3 separate regions of the Mus musculus genome follow, and all the other regions are linked to region 1. A link is a loop called in an ENCODE intact Hi-C map of the cell type or tissue named here. Cell type or tissue: left cerebral cortex. All regions are shown on one strand. Region 1 overlaps Ambra1 (autophagy/beclin 1 regulator 1). Region 2 holds the start of Chrm4 (cholinergic receptor, muscarinic 4). Region 3 overlaps Ambra1 (autophagy/beclin 1 regulator 1).

Region 1 (5,000 bases):
TGCTCATCTGCCTTCTGGGTGTGGACACATGCACCCACATGAGTATGAATGTACCTACATTCCAAACAAACAAACAAACAAACAAGCAAACAAACAAATTTATTTATTTATTTCATTTTTAAACGTAATTTTTTTCTTTGGTTATTGATGTTTTGGAGACAGAATCTCACTGTCCTGATAACCGTAGTTTTAATTGACATACTTCTGTTTATTTTTTTATTTAATTTTTTTATTTTGAAAAGATTTATTTATTTAATATATATGAGTATGCTGTTGCTCCCTTCAGACCCACCAGAAGAAGGCATTGCATCCCATTACAGATGGCTGTGAGCTAGGATTTGAACTCAGGCCCTCTGGAAGAGCAGTCAGTACTCTCAACAGCTGAGCCATCTCTCCAGCCCCCTCATTTAATTTTTTAATCATGGAACTCTTCCAACATAAAAATGAAAAGAATAATAAATAAATTCCTGTATCCATCACTTTACATTAAAAAAATCATCAGTCATTAGCTAGCTGCCATTTTGTTTTGTTTTTTGTCTTCCCTTCTTTTATCTGTATTGCTATTCACTACCTCAACCCACATTGTGTGTATTTTTGTCTGTAAATACTTCATGGTTTCTAGAAACAAGGCTATGCAGTGAAACTTTGTGTTGATGGAAATGTTCTGTATCTGTGCTTGCAACCATAATAGCTCTGAGTACACATGACCACTGAGTAACTGAAGTGTGGCTGTTAGTATCTGAGGAACTAATTGGAATTTTTATTACTTTAAATATAAGTAGATGGATATGACTAGTAACTACCATATTGTCCCCATAAAATATTAATTATAATTTTTAAAAATTAAAATGCTGCACTTACATGCCACGTGCAATGTGTGGAGGTCAGAGGACAACTCTATGGAGTCCATTTTCTTTCTACCTTCCTATGAGTTCCAGCTATTGAAATCAGGCTACAAAAAATGGTTTTACCCATTGAGCCATCTTGACATTACCATTGATAACCCTCTTCAAAAAAAAAATGTTTTGAGACATGGGCTTGCTTTGAAACCCAGGCTAGTCTTAAACATAGGTATGTGCTACAATGCCTGGCTTAATATTTTTATTATACTTATTCATTATGGTATATATGTGGAGGTTGTGTTGTATATGTGCCATAGCACACATATAAAAGCCAGAGGGCAATTTTTGGGAGTTGGTTCTCTCCTTCTACCCTCTTGGTCCTGGCAATGAACCCAGGCTCTCAGGATTGGAAGCACTTTTACCAACTGAAATATCTTGCTGGTCCTTGAGCAGGCTTTTAAAGCCCTAGAAATCTTAAGGGTTTATCAGGAATTTTTGTTTTAATATTTTCTTTTTTCCTAGTGATTAAAGAGTAATTTGTATTGTGATTTAATTAATGTTAAACTTTTGAAAATGCATGTTGTAGGGCCAAGAGTGCAGTTCAGTAGGAATAGAAAGCCTGATAGAGTGCTTGAGGCTCTATCCCCAGCACTGGGCGGCAGGAAGTATGTGCACACACACACTCACTCGCATACACTGTGTATAGTCTGTCATCTTGTGATAAATTACATTTTTTCTTTCAAGATACATATATTGCATAATTCTCATCTTAAAGTGGTATTGATATTCCTTATGAAATTATTATTATTATTATTATTATTATTATTATTATTATTATTATTAATTTTTTTCAAGCCAGGGTTTCTCTGTGTAGTCTTGGCTGTCCTAGAACTCACTTTGTAGACCATGCTGGCCTCGAAACTCAGAAATCCACCTGCCTCTGCCTCCCAAGTGCTGGGATTAAAGGCGTGTGCCACCATGCCCGGCTACGGAATTATTTTATTTTATTTTTTTATTGGGTATTTATTTCTTTTACATTTCCAATGCTATCCCCAAAGTCCCCCACACGCTCCCCCACCCACTCCCCCACCCACCCACTCCCACTTCTTGGCCCTGGCATTTCCCTGTACTGAGGCATATAATGTGTGCAAGACCAATGGGCCTCTCTTTCCACTGATGGTCGACTAGGCCATCTTCTGATTCATATGCAGCTAGAGACACGGGCTCCGGGGGGTACTGGTTAGTTCATAATGTTGTTCCACTATAGAGTTGCAGATCCCTTTAGCTCCTTGGGTACTTTCTCTAGCTCCTCCATTGGGGGCCCTGTGATCCATCCAATAGCTGACTGTGAGCATCCACTTCTGTGTTTGCCAGGCCCCGGCATAGTCTCACAAGAGACAGCCATATCTGTCTGGGTCTTTTCAGCAAAATCTTGCTAGTGTATGCAATGGTGTCAGCGTTTGGAAGCTGATTATGGGATGGATCCCCGGAAATACAATTTGCTAAACGCATGAAACTCAAGAAGAACGAAGACCAAAGTGTGGACACTTTGCCCCTTCTTAGAATTGGGAACAAAACACCCATGGAAGGAGTTACAGAGAGAAAATTTGGAGCTGAGACGAAAGGATCGGCCATCTAGAGACTTCCATATACGGAATTATTTTTAAGTGAGTTAGAATACAGTATACTATGAGAATTGACAACTGGCTCAGAAACGTGGCATTTTGTGAGATATTTTAAGTGTACACTATTGAAGTGGGGCCATTACTTACAAATTGAATGTCTGCGTTCTGTTGTAAGTTACAAATAAAACGTATGCTAACTAAATTCTCAGTTAAACTTATCTACCTTGTAAAGATGCCATGTCTACCTAGTGAGCTAGCTCATGCTCCTATTTTCCAGCAGATGTCACTGTTGGGCTGCTACTGCTGAGTTTGGTTGGCAGGGAAGAAAAAGGTGTGCTTATGGTTTGTGTAGGAGGAAGAATCTTACAACAGAAGCCCATTTTTATAGGTGACTATTGTTGCTAAGTGCATGGAATTCATAAAAGGTGATTGTATTTAAAGGTTGAGGGTTTTGTTCTTTGCTCTCCTAATAAGAGATGGGCTATGGAAATGTTTTGCTGTCTTGGCACTACATGGATAATTGTGTCTGCAAATGCATTACTAAGCACATCTGTATTCCAGTAGAGCTCTGTGCTACTGTGTGGTAGTAATCAGCTCCTAGGGTGTCTCCTTTTTCTTGTGGGCAGAGGAGGGCAAGCTGTTTATGTAGTCTGATTCTAGCTCACACCCTGGGTGACAAGCCTTTTGTCTCACTCTCAGAAACATCTTTTTGGTCTAGGAGAAGATCAGGGCATTGTGAGGACTTTTGACTTTTGAAATGTCTTCTTTTTTTTTTTTTTTTTTTTTTTTTTGGATACAGGATCTTACTATTTAGCTCTGGCTGGGCCTGGAATTCACAGATATTCATATATTTCTCTTTCCCAAATGATGGAATTAGAAGCACTTGTCATCATGACTGGTTGAAATGGCATTTCAAAACTAGAAGAACCCAGAGTTATTAGTCCCGCCTCCCCTGTTCCTTTGCTTTCCTTCAATGCTAGAGATTCATCCTGGGATCTCATAGGTACTGAGCAAAGAGCTACTAAGATTAGAGGTGAAATTTGAACTTCCAGATCCTGAAGAGGACATCCATTCTTCCATTTGTTTGTTTATAGACGGGCTCTCACATAGCCCAGGCTGGCCTTGAACTCTTATTGTGAGGATCTTGAATTTCTGATTTTTCTGTTGTCTGTCTCTCTAAGTACTTAGATTATAGTTGTGTGCCACCAATCTCAGTCAATATGGTGCTGGAATCGAACACAGGACTTAGTAAACGGTAGTTAAACACTCTACCCCAGAGCTGCATCCCTAGCCCCTTCACTTTAAGACCCTGTCTTAAAAACAAAAGGTTGGGTTCTGAGAACTGATGCTTTTGATCTTGACTTTTCTTTGATGATGCATAAAGACCACAGACTGTAGTGATGGCCTTAGCATTAAAATTTAGTCCAAAACATCAAAGGTTAAGTTGGGTGTCCTCATTGGATTTTCAAGTTTCTTAGACTTTTGTAAGAAGTTACTTTGGAATTTTCAGGTTGAAGGCCCTTTGAAGTTCTGTAAGCCACTCAGCTTCAGTTAGTCACATTGGTATTTTCCAGGGAGCCTTCAGTCCAAACACCATATCTGGAAGGAAATAAATGGATATTTGAACTAATTATAAATCTACAAGAGGGTGAAAGCAACCTAGAAATTAGGCAAGTACAAGTTTTGCCTTATTTAAAAAGGGGGTCTAATTGTTTGTTTGTTTGTTCTTTTTTTTTCTGTGCCATTGACCTAACCGTTCTTATCACTGTTAACTAAGTGACTGACAGAACTTAAAGGACGGACACTTTGTTTTGGCAAATCAGACCCTCATGGTGGGGAAGACATAGCAGCAGGCCATATCCTATGGTGTATTAAGTATGCAACAGCTGGTTATTATATGGTACCCATCAGGAAGCAGACAACTTGGACCAGAACTAGAGTAGTGCTTAACTCATCTGGTCCTAGGTCAGCCAGATTGGCCCCATAAGGTAGGGATCAACTATTAAATCCAAGGGCCAGTTGAAGACACTTATTTCATTTTCAGACTGTAACAGACAGCTTCTTTAGATGAAGAATATTCTCAACATGTTATCCAGAACCTAGTACAAAGCTGGTAAGATATATCAGGTAAAAGCCATGCAAACCTGGTAACCTGATGTCATTAGAATGCACAGAGAAGAAAATAACTGACTCAGAAGTTACCCTCTGACCTCTACCATGTGTGCACCGTAGGACACAGCTCAACACACACACCACACAAAGTGGTTTTTGTTTTTGTTTTGAGGTAAGGTCAGCCAGTCTTGCCTGGTTTAGAACTCACTATGTAGATCAGGCTGGCCTCAAACTCATAGAGATTTACCTGCCTCTGTCTTTAGGGTACTGAGATGAAGGAACACACCACCTTTCTGCTTTAGTTTTTCACACAGGATCTGATCAAACCAGAACTCACCAATTGGCTATACTGGCTGGGTGCGCAGGCTGCTGGGATCTGTCCAGTGCTAGAATTAGAGGCACACGATGCAGGCTTGGGTTT
Region 2 (5,000 bases), 150 kb after region 1:
GGTGCTGGAGTCCGGAGTTGCGGGCCATCTCCCGGGAAGGGTGTGAGCATCAAGGGTGCCTGACACTCCAGGTGGTGACCCCCGCGCGTCGCCGCTGGGTGACCGGCCCCGGGCGGGCGGTGCGTCCCCACCACGATTGGCTGCTTCCCTGTGACATCACGCGGCTCGGAGAAAAGTGCGAGCGTGAGCGCGAGTCGGAGCCACAGCGCCGGGAGCTGCAGGCGAAGCAGGGGCCGCCCCTTGGCACCCTGTCCCCGCCCCCGGCCCCCGGCCCAGTCGCCCACCCCACCGACTCGCAGGGCCTCTGGCTAGTTCCGCCGTCTGTCCGGCGCCAGCGGAGCAAGACAGAAGCAGCGGGTGAGTAACTCCGCGGAATCGCGGGGGCGGGGGGCTTCTATGCAAGATGAGGATGTAGGGTTCTGGGACCCCCTGAAGGTCTCCAGAGGTGGGTCGGGCTGGAACAGGGCCCCAGACCCCTTTGAAAGGCAAGCGCGGTGCGGAAGGGGCGGAGAGCTCAGAGATGGGGCACCCCTCTGGAAGAAGGACCCCAGGTCTCTAAAAGGTTTCTCTAGGTGAACCTCTAGGGATTGGTGATCATTGAGAAGGCTAGGGGAGGAATAGTCCCAGCCCACAGCCCAACCCCGAAGCAGAGCAGCCGTCGGGTCAGGACCCACACTCCCTCACTCCCTCCCGTTGGCTCTTCTTCAAGGCGCCGGAAGATGAAGCCCCAAAGCGCCCGTTTCCCGCCCGTCTCCCTGCCCTCCGTTCCCACCTTGGCCCACCGGGAGCCTCCAGTACGCTCTAGCCCGTTGGAGTCCTCTGTCCGCGACCTTGAGCCCCGACGGAAAACACCCCTGTTCTCTCCTGTTTCCCTTCCCCCTCTCCAGGAGTACCCTCTCTTTTACTCATCCGGGGAGATACATCTCCCAGCCCTCCACCCTCCCAGCTCTTAGAGGAAGTGTTAGGCACAATGATTTGGCCCAATATCCAGCACCCCTCTCTCTTCCCCTAAAGTACAGAGGCTTCTCTCCGCCTCAGGAACAGTCCTGGGGGCCATAGCTTTCCTGAAGTGATCACTTAATAATCGAAAATCTACCCCACGGGCGCCCAGAGCACCCTTTCCCGACTTGTCCCCAGCAGGGGTAGGGGCTCGAGAACCCGCGGAAGCACATTGCCCACGCCCAGAGACTACAGGAACTGCGTGCCTGGGGGTTGATGGGAGGGCGGGGCATCGGAGAACCTTGGCCCTTTCGACCAGGACCCAGACGTGATGGAGCCGGGAGATGGGCCCAAGGGTAAGCCCCGAGATTGTCTTTGAGATAGACCTGAGCCCACAGCTTGGGAACTCGGTGCCTATTTTGACTGACAGGACTAGACAGGGCCTCTCCAGGGGTTGCGGGTTGAAGAGTGAAGAACAATTTTACCCTCCTGACCCAGGCCTCGACTGGGCTCCCCGTTTGGAGGCTCTACCCCTGCCCTCAATGCGTAGGGCACATCAAACTGAGCTCGGTGACCCTCACGGCTCGACGACTATCGCAGAGGCTTCTCGACAGAAGTCAGCCCACTGCTGGGACTGCACGCTCTCCATTCTTGACGATGCAGTTAGGACCAGGTGCCTGGGGCCACTAAGATAATGGTTCCAAAGTCAGGGTTTCTTCGCAGCCCAAATTTTGCTCCTTTCTCAACCCTTTCCCCACCCACAGACCGGGCGCTTGCCGGTGGTTCCCGCCATGGGAACTGGTCATTCGCTGATAGTCCAGCATTTGCTCCCGCACACAAATTCGCGGTTACGGCCACCCAAGCTCTATGGCCAGACACGCACACACATGCACACGCACGTGTCCACATGGCGCTGGTATGCTCACACGTTCAAAGGCGCACCGGTATCCAGGCGTGGCGGGGCGCACACTGGCACATGCAAACAGCTACTAGTGTCTACTCGAGCTCCCGAGTAGTCACACACAAACACAACTCGCACTCGTTTTCCCACCTACACGTTCCTTGATGGGTGCCTTGCGGGGTGCGGGTGGAATCCCGACGCCCTAAAGTTTTTCATCCTCGAAACCCTGGCCGAACCTAAGGGACCTTTGTGGCAACCTGGGACCACGGAGACAGGCAGTATCTCCCTCCCTTTGCTCCTTTGTGGGAGAAGCCCTGCCCTGACGCTTTTCTGTATTTGCGGTTTACTCTGGGACTTGACGTGGTGAACCTCCGGCTCGGGGTCCGGAGCTGGCACCGGGGACCGACATTGCCATCTAGCGGTGCTCACAGGCCAGGGTGATGGCTGCTTGCCTTCTCGGATTCTAGATGGGCGGGATTTGGGGGGGGGGGGGAGGCAGAGAATTGTGCCTGAAGGTGCTGTGGTCTGAACATCTGAGAGACTATCAGAGAAGTCTAGAAAGAAAACTGGGACCAAGTTGAGAAAACTGAATTTACCCAGTCTGCATCTGTCGGGGCTCCGGGAAGACCAAACCACCCACCATTCATCTGGTCATTTACTTGTCAAGGCTGTTTCTTGGTCCCAGGAGGACAAAAGGTCAAACCCAAGTGAGGGAACTGGAATATGAGGGTTCCACATCTAAGATGCATCTTGGGGGGCTTCTATCCTGTGTGGTTTGGGGAATATCTTGGAGATAAAGTGTCGCAGACCCTCCCCTTCTTACGAATGGATGACTTTGATCAGGTTCATTATCACGATGCCCTTCGGTAAGAGGACTTTTATGTCTGTAAGAGGAGGTTACCAATAGTACTTACCTTGTCTGGGTGCTATAGGCAGTAAACTTTGAGGGGCTTCTGACTCAATAAACAAGAGAGATTGTATTTTTCCTAGCTCACACATCTTGCCCCCCACCTCCCCACCTTCATCTTCTTATCCTGCTGGCTGCTGGCTGTGCTCTGGTCCTGAGAGACTAAAGTGAAGGTTTCCTTGGTGCATGCTAATGGCTCCCCTACTGCCTCGTCCCTGTCCCTGCCAGTGGGTATTTGGGGTGGGGTGAGGTAGGGAGAACAGCCTCTATGCTTGATGCTACCCTCCAAGCATCTGATGCTTAAGGCCCCATTTTGGAGCTGAATACCACTGTGGAGTCCCTTGAAAGAACTGATCTGTCTTTTGCCCTTGACTCCTTGGGTGACCTTGGAGTGTCACTACCCCACTTCCTCCTGTCTTCCTTTGACCAGTGGATTTAACTTTGAAGCCAGAAGGCAATCTCTTGTATCTCTTGTGTTGGAGCTGGAGAGCTTGGCCCAAGCTTGGCTGGTGCCATTTCCAGTTGGAGAGCAAGCTGAGGTGCTAAGGGGGTCCCCTGGCTGTTCAAAGGCCATAGTGGGACAAGATCCTCTATTTTGTAAATGACAGAACTAGTTCTCAGAGGGCAAATGGTTCTCCTCGGACTGTACAGCTAGACCTTGCTGGCCTACTATTGAACCCAAGCTGCAGACTTGGCGCCTGTTCCTCCACAGCTGGCTGCTGCACCCTCTCTTCCTCTTACACACACACACAGGCTCGCATGCACGCGCGTGCACGCACACACACACAGATGCACACACAGACGCACAGGACTGCGTATACGACCTGCGTGTGGCTGAGATGGTGCCTTTGTGCGTATGTGGAATGCTTGTGTGTTGGCGGGTGTGAAGGAGGCTGGGCTGAGCGGCTGCCCTGGCACAGCGTGCTGGGCGTGGGCCTCCCTCACATGTATGGAAGAGGAAGGGGAGGAGGAGAGATGAAGGGAGCCTGGTGGGAGGGAAGGCAAACTCTGGGGAGGGGCTCTGTAGGACTTTAGCTGGGTCATCCTCTGTGTGGGATGTGAACTCTTAGGCTGGCTCCGGGGTAATTCCCTCATCTTTTGGCTCCACGAGGGAGCTTGTCCTTAGTTCTTGGGAAATCAAATAGACCCTTCTTCAGCTGCTGTGTCTTTCAGGCTTCTGATTTCTTTGCTGGGGATCTAACAGCCCCCACTCTGTCCATTCTTCACCCCTGGGACTGGGCTGGGCAGGCGAAGCTGAACTTCCTGCGTCATCTCTCTAGTCCCTTTCCTATTCTTCCTCTTCCAGGTGTCCCAGCTCCCACCTCACCTCCTCTGGTCGCTAGCGTGACCTCCCTAGCCCTTAGAACCATCAGGTCCTGTGTCTTTCTTGACTGCTCTCCTTGCTCCCAAATGCACTGGAGCAGCCACAGGATGTCAAGGAAATGTGGAACCTTATTTAACACCTCTGAGCCTGTTTCCTCAATATCTGCCTTCGGTTGTGAGGAAACACAGAGTGCAGGAACTCAGTAGACAATCTATGCTGGCTGCGATGATGATGATGGTGGTGGTGGTGGTGATGATGACGACGACAGTGTAGGAATGGGAGAACAAATCTCCCTTGGCCACGATTGGTTAAGAAATGTCCACGTGGCTGGACATGGTGGAGCATACCTGCAGTTCTGGTCCTCTAGAGGCAGAGGCAGGCAGATCAAGGCCTGTGACTTTGAGGTCAGCCAGGTCTACACAGTAAGACCTTCTTTCAAAAACAAACAAACAAAAAAATTAAAGGAAGAAGAAGAAAGAAAAGAGATGAGCAAGTGGGGCTGCAGATGTAGCTCAGCGGTACACGTGTGTGGCACATGTCTGCCATGTGTATAGCTTTGTCTACAACCTTCAGTAACCAAAAAACAGGGGTTGGGAAGTGACAGGCCTGAGTGGGCAAACAACTAGACATTTGGCCCCGCTGCCTGCTTCAAGTCCTTGGGGCCATTTCCTCATGCCCCTTGCTTTCCTGAGCTCTGTCTCTGGGCCTTTGCCGTATCTCCTTGCCTTCCTTCCCACCAGCTTTCCTCCTTGCCCTCATCTGCGTCATCTTCAGGGTGAGGCCGGTGATCAGCCAGCAAGCACCAAGTTCTCTCCCGTCTTCTCTCTCAGCCTTCCCTTCACCATCTTCTTTCTAGCAGTGTCCCCCTCCCCCGCCATGTGTTTCTGTTTCCCCCCAAAACTAGATGATCCATTCTGAGATGGGGACCA
Region 3 (5,000 bases), 120 kb after region 1:
CCAGGCTAGTTTTTATGTCTGGTCATCCTGTCTCTACCTTCTAAGTGCTGGGATTTCAGTTGTGTAATACCAGGCCAAGTTTATGTGGTGCTGGAGATGAAACGCAGGGCTTCATGCACGCTTAGGCAAGCATTCCACCAATTGGGCTGCATCCTCAGCCTTGAATGGGGAGACTTTCAGGCCGAGATCAAGACAAGTTGTTATGTAGTCACATCAGGGTTCACAGTTAGGTCCAAGTAAATGTCCCTGTCTTTTCATTTCTCTCCTCCCTGCCTTAGTCTCTGACCAAAGGCTCTTTTGAAAGGATTCTCAGGTAGAGACCTTGTAGCTGGATTTCCCTTCAGCCCAAACTCTACATGCAGCTAGGTCACCCTCAGGACAGAGTAGCTTGGGAAGATAACAGAAGTCACTGAAAGGGAAAGTTCTGCCTTTGAAGAAGGAGATCCATCTAATGGTGGTTTATATAAGCCAGAAGGCACTCACAAGTAGAAGGTTCCTCTCTGCTCTGCTCCCCACATCTGAATACACCTTTTGGGTTTCCTTAACAATAGCAATTTTAACAGTGCTTTTAATTAGATGAATTAAGAATGTTCTCTGATGTTGTCACCCCCTCCCGCCCCCCTATCACCTCCAATTCCCTATTACTGTGAGAGATCTGGGTTTCCATAGTAACAATACTACCAGCTCAGGTTGCCTTTCACTGGTTATACTGGTCAGAGGAAAGTATGGCCATTCCATTCTGTGTGGCAGGCTGTGGGTGAGACCTTTAAGGTCCTGATGATAGAGGGATGAGGTGAGGGGTACTGAGAGGCTAAGATGTTAAGTGTGCTCCTAAAAGAGACCTTGCTCTCTGGAAAGTGAAAGGGCTCCCACTCCTCCTTCACCAGAGTCTCAAATATGAGTTGAAAGTCAGCCCATTCCAGCCTAAAGTTTTCTCCCTTCCCTGTGGTTCATTGATCCTTGCATTTTATTATTTTTGATAACAAGTCATTTCTCCTCCCATTCTCTCTCTCTCTCCTATCCAGAGAGTTTTCAATGTCCTTTACCCCATGCCTGCAGACCAACGGAGACACGTCAGCATCAACTCTGCCCGTTGGCTACCCGAGCCAGGGCTTGGTTTGGCCTATGGCACCAACAAAGGAGACTTGGTGATCTGCCGACCAGAGTGAGTTGCTCAAGGGAGGATGTGAGGAACGGGTGGGGTATGGACACTATCTGATCAGAGGACTAAACAAAATAGTACTTACTTGTAGGCCTGGCCAGACAGGTAGGTCCTTTTACACGGACAATCTAAAACCTGCTAGAGAGGTATTGGAGGGAGCACGTGAAAAAGATGAGTAGAGGGATGAAGTTGAAAAAAAGCCTGCATTACATAACAAGACCCTATCTTAAAACAGAGAGGGGTTAAAAAAAAAAAAGAATCCTCTGTTTTATGTTGGTCCCTGAACCACCTTCTCTCAAGATGAAGTTAGCTCTTCATTCCAAATCGTGTCAAAAAAACTGTTTTAGTTGTTGGGTGTAGTCAGGTACCCATATGATCCCAACTGTTTTAGAGGATGAAGCAGGAGGATCATGAGTTTAAGTCCAGTGCGGGTTATATGGTAAGCTCCAGTTTGAGTGACAGAGAGCTGAGAGTGTGGCTCAGTGATAGAGTCTAGGATATGTAAGTTCTTAGGTTCAATCTCTGACATTGCCAAAACAAAGCAAAGCAAAACCTAGACACTTCAGTGGTTGCTTTCTTGAATCTAGACAGTGTTGTATTTTCCTTTGTTGTTTCTTACCTGTTTAACTAGTGATAGCAAAGTCCTCTCAGGCAAAAGAGTGGATATCAAAGATTCTTTTTAAAAACCTTTTCTAGAAAAATTCAACAAGTGGTCTAATGTTTATATAAATGCAACAGACAGAAACTTAAGAAAGAAATAAAATTGAGTGGTCAGTGGTGGCGCACGCCTTTAATCCCAGCACTTGGGAGGCAGAGGCAAGTGAATTTCTGAGTTCAAGGCCAACCTGATGTACAGAGTGAGTTCCAGGATAGGCAGGACTACAGAGAGAAACCCTGTCTTGGGGGTGGGGTGGGGGGAAGGGGGGAGAGAGAGAGAGAGAGAGAGAGAGGGAGAGAGAGAGAGAGAGAGAGAGAGAAAGAGAGAGAGAGAGAGAGAGAGAGAGAGAAGAGAGAAGAGAGAAGAGAGAAAAAAATTGAAGCTAGCATGGTTTCTCACACCTTTAGTTCCAATGTTCAGCAGAAGCAGGTGGATCTCTGTAGTTCAAGGCCAACCTGATCTAACCCTGACTTCTAGGACAGCTAGGACTGTTGAACCCAAATAAACAAACAAATAAAATTAAGAACCGTCTCCACCACCACCACCACTCCCGCCCGCCCACTACCACCACCACCAAAAAAAAAAAAAATCTGGGGATGGTTCAGCAGTTGAGCGCACTGTTTCTCTTGCAAAAGACCCAGGTTAGGTTCTCAGCACTGTGTGATGGTTCACAACCATTTGTAACTCCAGTTCCAGGGGACTTGACTTCCTCTTCTGATCTCCATGTGTACCAGGATACACATGTATATACATACATGCAGACAAACATACACACAAAATAACATTATTCTATCTTCTTAATATCATGAAATTATAACAATTATAAAACTATAATGTAACGATATTTTGTTATATAATTATATAATAAAATATACTTTAAAAGCATACGTATAAGATAAATAAATCAAACCAACTGGTCAGTCTACTGACCTCCTGTGTCCTGCTGTTTTTACTAGAAGCTGTAGCTCAGAATAGTGGCAGCAGACTGAAAAACTCAGTGTAAAGTCATGGTGATGATTCTCTGCCTTTGAAGTGAGGAAGAAAGGCGAGCAGGAGCACATCTGACCTAATGACACCCTTTTCCCTTCTCCGGCTTTTTGAGGGATAGAGGTCTCTTCAGCCACATACTCGAGATCCTGGAATCAGCCTGATTTATTATTAGTTTCTAGACCCAGCCAGGTGGAGAGTGTGAAGCTCTGCTTCACTGCAGAGCAGGCTGATTGCTGTGTGTGAGGCACTGCGGGGTTCCTGCTGACTAAATGCCACTTCTGTCTCCAGGCTGCCCTAATGCTGCTCTTCACTCAGTGCAGTCTTCTAGAGTGTTGTACAGGCCCGAGTGCTTGTTGTGACTGTTGTTCAAGGCTTTTGACCTTTGGGAGTGCCCACATTGTCTTTATTTCTATTTATTTATTTTTCCAGACAAGATCTTATGTATTCAGTCTAGCCTCAGAATTTATATCACCAAGGAAGATTGTGAACTTCTGACCCTCTTTGCCTCCACCTTCCAGGTGCTGAGATTATAGCCATGTGACATCATACCCAGTTTATGTTGTACTAAGGCTTTGTACATTAATTTGCTAGGTAACCATTTTTCAACTGATCTATATCCTCACCTTCCATATTGCCTTTGTGCTTTGGGGGGACCTTGATGTGGGGAGGAGGGGTTGTTTGTTTGCTTGCTTGCTTGCTTGCTTGCTTGCTTTTCCTGTTTTGGATAAGTTCTTGTGGCCTGGTAGTTATCTGGTGATTGACCCTATCAGCTCTCAGCTGAGTTGACAGTGGCATTAGGGAGGGAAAACCTGGTTCATTACAACCAGCAGTATCTTGATTCCATCTTGAATATTTGGATACCCTCCCCAAAAGAGGTTGCTGTCTGTAACTCTGACCCAGTGAAGTTGCTCTTGTAGAAGGGAGAGGGCCTTGTTCTGAATGCTACTTGCTCCTAAGTGTCTATGTCCAGGAATGCTCTCTCACTACTCCCTTGTGTCTTTCCATAACAAAGCCTACATACATCTCTGAGCTGCTTTTAGTACAGATGCTGGACCTAACACTTTGTGCCCTTTCTCTCTGCTGTCTCTGGTCCAGAATCTGTGTGGGTTCTCAAGTACTTTTCCCCAAACCACATGAAGCTGGCTGGCTATCTTATTTCTTCTTCTTAGGAATTCCTAAGATAAATCTAGTAGATATCCTTTCCAAAATCGGTATAGAATTCTGGACTAGAATTTTATTCATGCCAACATTATAGTTAGAGGCATTTCTTTTCCTGTTTTTTCCACAATCTGGTTTTACCCTTGGCTCTCACAACTCACCTTTGTCCCTAGCAAAGTACTCTAGGCCTCTCCCTTGCAAAGCGATGCCCCTCCAGAGGCACTCTCTAACCCAGTTTGTAGTCACCCCTCCTCCTAGATGCCATGCCTCAAACCCTAGCCCACGTATTTGGTGTGAGTCACAGACTCCTCAGCCAAACATGAAGGTGGCTTTGGCCTCTATTTTCTCTCTTCTCCCCATATGTTGTCTTCAGCATCCCAGAGTCTTACTGAGCCTAAAACATCTTGGGCTTCTAGGAGCTCAAGCCTATTCCTAAATAAAAATGGGCACTAGACCATGGGACAGTCCTATCCCAGGCCAAATGGGGGTAACTTACCCACCAGTTATGATTCTGCTATTTATTTATTCTGATTGTTTGGGACCCTGTAGCTGTAAGACAGGAAATTTAGGGTCTCATAAACATTTAGCCTGGATGAGACTTTGTCTTAAGTTCTTCAAAGTTACCCCAAGATCTTCGTATGTAGCCATGGCTGGCTGACCTTGACACATATTATAGCCTAGAGTTCCTCAAACTCCCCAATCACAGGCACTTTCCACTATACTGGACTTAAAGCTTAGCCATATCTTTTATTTTTACTGCAGGCAAAGTAAGAATGTTATCTTAGGCCTCCCCACAGATCACTGTTAGAATTGGGCCTCTTAATTTTCCAATTGAGATCTCTTTCCTACAAATGATATTTAAGCCTTTTCTCTTTAAAAATCCTTCTAAAACCACGTATGGTGTTGCATGCCTATAATCCCATCACCCAAGTGGCTGAAGCAAGAGAATTGTGTTGAGTTTGAACATGGGTTGGATAGCAAGACTCTATTTCAAAAAATGAAACGTAAAACAAAAGCCTTTGAGATGTCTTT

Evidence for each region. A loop is a pair of places that touch in the nucleus more often than their neighbours do. Peaks named below come from ENCODE experiments on the same cell type or tissue, not always from the same donor. Only the 100,000 strongest peaks of a DNase experiment are listed, where the experiment ranks them.
Region 2: a loop joins it to region 1, with 6 times the contacts of the local background. A loop is called at or near these places in 25 of 42 quality-filtered maps.
Region 3: it touches region 1 in a loop (2.5-fold over the local background); 4 of 42 quality-filtered maps call a loop at or near these places.

Annotation. Positions count from the first base shown.
Region 1 is chr2:91,776,609-91,781,608 of GRCm38, forward strand. All of the region lies in intron 7 of Ambra1 (autophagy/beclin 1 regulator 1), which reads left to right. Among named protein-coding and RNA genes, the nearest start is that of Ambra1, 49 kb to the left of the region's middle. In left cerebral cortex, a CTCF peak has its summit at 2,746 (motif pointing right); a DNase peak (open chromatin) is centred at 2,762.
Region 2 is chr2:91,921,987-91,926,986 of GRCm38, forward strand. Chrm4 (cholinergic receptor, muscarinic 4) reads left to right here and starts at 203. Exons shown (of 2, transcript NM_007699.2): 1 at 203-357. In left cerebral cortex, a CTCF peak has its summit at 2,246 (motif pointing left); DNase peaks (open chromatin) are centred at 110, 955, 1,193, 1,963 and 2 more places; H3K4me3 peaks cover 3,467 bases; H3K27ac peaks cover 4,103 bases.
Region 3 is chr2:91,899,473-91,904,472 of GRCm38, forward strand. It overlaps Ambra1 (autophagy/beclin 1 regulator 1), which reads left to right. Exons shown (of 18, transcript NM_172669.3): 15 at 1,026-1,165. Among named protein-coding and RNA genes, the nearest start is that of Chrm4, 20 kb to the right of the region's middle. In left cerebral cortex, no CTCF peak of the experiment used is centred here; DNase peaks (open chromatin) are centred at 3,061, 3,923 and 4,262; H3K27ac peaks cover 3,190 bases.